2 separate regions of the Mus musculus genome follow, and region 1 is linked to region 2. The links are chromatin loops, found by intact Hi-C in ENCODE. Cell type or tissue: gastrocnemius. All regions are shown on one strand.

Region 1 (2,500 bases), 69 kb after region 2:
TGCCAGTGGATGTGAAAACCTAGTCAGGCCTGTTGGCAGTTTTGTACCTGTTTTTCCATGGATTGTAATAGCATTCAAATATCTACAATCTAAAAGCTCTTTCCTCCAGTGCATGCCAGGCTGAGTGCCCTGCTACTGAGCTGCCTCCACCCCCAGCTGGGATGCCAGGCGTGTACTGCTTACCTGGCCCTCCACCTATTTGTAATTATTTTGTGTTCACACTTGCCAAAGTATGATGCCTAGCCTAAAATGACTTCCACCTTATAGTCACTAGCCTCGTATGTGTTCCCTGACTCTGTCTTAGCAAGACCCCTCAGTATGCACATGGCCTGAGAAGTCTCCAATTGCTTCAAAGTCATGTATCATATCAAGAAATTGGGAGTCCCTTTCAGAGCCTGAGGACAGTGCCTTGGTTACAGTTCTAACCACTGTGCCCTCCGCCGCATAGCACCCCGGAGTCTGCTGAAGGTCAGAGAGCTACCGAGCTGCTACAGCAGCCCCCTTAGTAACTCATGTGTGTATTCTACTCGGGAAGTGTAGAAGGGGGTGTGGGATCCCCTGACGTTATGAGCCACCCGACATGGTACAGGGAAGGGCAGTGAGTGTGAGCCATCTCTCCAGCCCCTTTTGGGTTTCTTGACACAGGGTCTTGCTCCATAGCCTCAGACTCACAGGGCTTTTGCCTTTTTCATCTCTCATTAAGTACGGCTGCAGGCATACCTGCCGTGCCCTGCCCCGGCTCCCTTAGCAACTGTGCAGGAGGGAGGACCTGTGCTTTAAGCACTGGTATGTTTACTTTTTGCAATAAGTGTTAATTTTGCAACAATCTTACAAAGGCCTGGCCGGGAAAACCATGTTCTTGGTGAGTCATGCCTGAGGAAATTTTCCCTAATATAGTTAATAAGCTGAGGGAAAAATCCTTCTCTGGGGAAAATGGACTCTAGACAATGTCAGCATTGCGCATATCTGGGTCATGGAACATGGGTCATTTTGGTGTCTCCCCACACTTACTTCACGTTCCAGGCACACAACACACTCTGAGGTCGGCATGTCCAGTTCAGCTGGGGGGGCGGACGGTCGCACTGACTCTTGGAGCTCCCGGGGAGCTGTGGGGGGCTCGAGGGCACCAAGGACCTCATTCTCGAGTGGTTTCAACTCTGAAGAAATCAGAGGGACAGGCTAAGCCATCCCCAGATGGTCCCAGTCTTAGCTTGTGTGAGTAATCGGGGGTGGGTGGAGGGGAGAGGGGGTGCCTCCGTCCATGAGCAGGGGAAGGATCTCCCTCTCGGCCTCATTAATTCTTCCGTGTCCATCTGTGAGATGGGAGCACCCAGCTACCACACACTCTGCTTGTGGAGCTCAGAGGTGAGAAAAACCTTAGAAGCCTGAGGCTCTGAGAGAGGACATCGCATGCCTAGAGCCGTATCGCCACCCAGTGGTGGAACTGCAGGACAGAGGCCCTGGGCTAGTGGCTGAGCTTCTTTACCAGGCTCCTCAGGAAACAGCATGGGTCCATCAGGTGATGGCAGAATGGGACCGCCCCAAGGCTGCCTCCTCAGTCCCCAGTCCTCCCCCAGCATAGCCCACACTGTGCCTACAGCTCTGCCTTGGAGCCAGTAGCCCCTAGACTGCTAAGTACAGCCTCTGAACAGCCCAGAAAAGAGCTTAGAGTCAGTACCTGGCTGGACCCTAGGCACAGCTAGCAGGTCCTGGGCTCTCCGTAGGATCTCATGTTGCAGGCCTGCTTCTGAGACGCCCACCTGTGGCCAAACAGGAAAAAGCAGACCAAGGGCTGAGGGCAAGGAGCCAGCTCTCCTCTACTAAGCTGTCATATGCTGTCCAGCCCATAGGACTGCCTCAGCCTCCACCTCCGGCACCTTCACTGGAAACAGGGAGGCCTGGACCTTGTGGTCAGTATGAGGCAAGGTAGAACCACAGCCCTGCAGGTGGCTCAATCGGGCCTCTGTGGCAGAGGGGAGAACTGAGCCCCCAAAGGAAACCTGTGACATGTGTGTTTACTGAATGCTTTCCTGACACTACTGTCACTGTGCCTGGTGACCTTAGGACAGAGAGCTACTGAAACTCCTCTGCTGAGAAGTAGCAGGGTCAGAGCCTTCTAGCCGACACCCCAGAGCCTGGGCGCATAGCCCAGAACCCTGCATCTATCCGAAGGTCATCAGGAACTGCCCCCAAGCATGGGCCCTGCACTGTCCTGGATGAGGCAGGACAACAGAACGGATGAGAGCAGGGACCCTGAGGCCAGACCACTCAGAGTCAAGTTCCCGGTTCATGGGCTGCCGTGAGACACTAAGAATGATGCCAGGCATGTATACGTCCCAGGGAGGTGCCGGTGGATTAACTCCACAAAAGGAGCTCATGTTGTGTTCAGGACGTAGCTATAACTGTGTGACACCATTGCACAGGCTGAGGGCAAAGGTGAGCAGAGGCAATGGGGCAGCGGTTCTGGCCATGAGAAGCTCGAGTCACCTGACCTGGACAG
Region 2 (2,500 bases):
GAAGCCCCTGGAGCCAGAGCGGCTTCCTTTTTTATCTCTCTGGAAAGCAGAGCCTGGAAACCATCGTCCAGATGCAGGCTGCCCCCGCCACCTGCTGGTGGGCAGGAGGAACATCAGGAGACTGAGGGCTTCATGTAGGCCAATTGGGAGCTCCGTGACTGAGCCTGCTCTTGCTGTTGTTACATAAATCCACCCACTTATTGTAGGGCGGGGATGTCTTAGATGGTCGAGCTTCTGGTCCTTCAGTTTCGTCAGTCCTCTGGAGGCCAACTTAACTGTGGCAACAGAACTCTCTCTCTCTCTCTCTCTCTCTCTCTCTCTCTTTCTCTCTCTCTGAGACAGAGCTTCTCTGTATAGCCCTGGCTGTCCTGGAACTCACTTTGTAGACCAGGTTGGCCTCAAAGCTGCCAGTCTCTATTTTCTTCGGTTTTTGCCTGCAGTCCTTCTTCATGATGACATAACTTCATCATGTCACTGGGACACAAGAGAATTTATATATATATATAATATAATATATATACATATATATACACACACACATATACACACACACATATAATGTGAAATATATATCATGTAATGTGTAATATGCGGTATGTAATGTGTGATATGTAGTATATAATATATGATTATATAATTATGCTATAAAATTATATATTGTATATATTATATATCATGCCATACATTACATGTCACATATATCAATTAAATACCATATATCATCTATAACTATATATAATTATATATTTATAAAATATATATTCTGTATATAACTATATAACTATATGTATATATATATATATATATCCATATCCATATCCATATATATATATATATATATATACCCATCCTTCTCTTCCCTCCCCTCCTTCCTTCATGTCCTCTGTTCCCTAGCACTTCCCTCTTCCCTTTCTGTCCTCCTTTTTTTTTTTTGGTTTTTGTATAGCCCTGGCTGTCCTGGAACTCACTTTGTATACTAGGCTGGCCTCGAATCTTTTTGATTTTTTAAAAAATTTTATTTGTTTTATGTATAAGAGTGCTCTATCTGCATATATACCTGCAGACTAGAAGAGGGCATCGGATCCCATTACAGATGGCTGTGAGTCACTATGTGGTTGCTGGGATTTGAACTCAGGACCTCTGGAAGAACAGCCAGTGCTCTTAACCACTGAGCCATCTCTCCAGCCCCTCTTTTTTATTTTTTACTTTATTTTATTTTTTGGAGACAGGCTCTCACTGTGTCACCTCGGCTAGCCTGGAATATTCTGTGTAGTCCAGATTAAACTGGCCAGATTAAGAGATTCGTCGGCCTCTGCCACCTGAGTGCTAGGATTAAAGCTGAGCACCACCGCACTGAGCCCTTTAGCTCTTTGCTGCTGTATCCCCAGCACCTAGAGCAGGCCCCAGCACACCTGAGGCACACACATATTTGATGAACAAGGTGGGTGTATAAGAATGAGCTCTGAGGGGCAGACCTCAGATGGCGCCATCACTCTGAGGTGACCAGCAGGGGGAGCAGTGAGCAGAGCAGCCCTGACTCTCTACACTGGTTTCTTCCTTCCACAAAGGAAAGTGAAGGTGCTGCATTTGTCACAGGGTGTCCACTGGCACCTGGATCTAGTGCCCATCCAAGGCAAACATCCACCCACCATCTCCAGGTGTTTCCTCACGAGCGTCGCCCAGCTGGGACCCTTGTTCAGCCCATTCCCAGCCAGTTCTACCCAGCCAGTGTGCAGTTCTACCCTAACTGCACGTGGCCTCCCGGAGAGGCTAAGGTGCATAGGTGGGGAAGAGCTAGGGGAGGGCACTTCGTCTATGTGGCTATGGGTGGAGGGTCCCCTCAAATGTGTGTGTAACCCCTCAAATATGCTCTGTAAGGAGCCCAATAAACGCATTCATTGGTGCCTCGGGGAGAATGTTGGCAGCTTCACTCCTTGGCTTGTCAATGAGACCGTGAGGGGAGAGAGCCATTGTTAGGTCTCCCCCAGGACAGGAATTTTAGCAACAGTGACTTCAGTCTTGTTTGGCTTTGGGTATTGTATGGATAGGAACTGGGACAGGGGCCTTCCAGGTCCTTCCTTCCCACGTGTCCCTTCCCTTAGTCAGCAGCCTGAGGTGGCCTAGATACCCAGGACCCAGCACTCAGGAGGCTGAGACAGGAGGCTGGGATATACAGGGAGATTCTTGCTAAGACACAAACAGCTCTTGTAACTACACGGCTGGACAGCAGCCTAAGGGTGTCACCCGGATCTGTTAGCCAAGCAGCCTGGCCCGAGAGAGCAGGAAAGAAAAGGAGAGGGATTTTTGCTGATGGCTGCATGACAGAGGTAAGGCCATCTGACAAGTGACAGCCAGCAGTGAAGAGTCAAGGCTTTAGGATTGTAAAGGGAGAGTCCGGTAAGACGGCTCATCCTGTAATCCCAGGCAAGGGGATCAGGAGTTCAGTGAAGCTCAAGTACAAACTGAGTCTGAGGCCAGCCTGGGCTACACGGGAACCCGT

Evidence for each region. A loop is a pair of places that touch in the nucleus more often than their neighbours do. Peaks named below come from ENCODE experiments on the same cell type or tissue, not always from the same donor. Only the 100,000 strongest peaks of a DNase experiment are listed, where the experiment ranks them.
Region 1: a loop joins it to region 2, with 10 times the contacts of the local background. A loop is called at or near these places in 31 of 42 quality-filtered maps.

What each region holds. Positions count from the first base shown.
Region 1 is chr2:32,926,974-32,929,473 of GRCm38, forward strand. Lrsam1 (leucine rich repeat and sterile alpha motif containing 1) reads right to left here. Exons shown (of 26, transcript NM_199302.3): 24 at 1,679-1,760; 25 at 1,012-1,157. Among named protein-coding and RNA genes, the nearest start is that of Lrsam1, 33 kb to the right of the region's middle. In gastrocnemius, a CTCF peak has its summit at 1,436 (motif pointing left); DNase peaks (open chromatin) are centred at 1,452 and 1,776; H3K27ac peaks cover 391 bases.
Region 2 is chr2:32,857,684-32,860,183 of GRCm38, forward strand. No RefSeq gene overlaps it. Among named protein-coding and RNA genes, the nearest start is that of Stxbp1, 12 kb to the left of the region's middle. In gastrocnemius, a CTCF peak has its summit at 1,495 (motif pointing right); DNase peaks (open chromatin) are centred at 82 and 1,510; H3K27ac peaks cover 1,322 bases.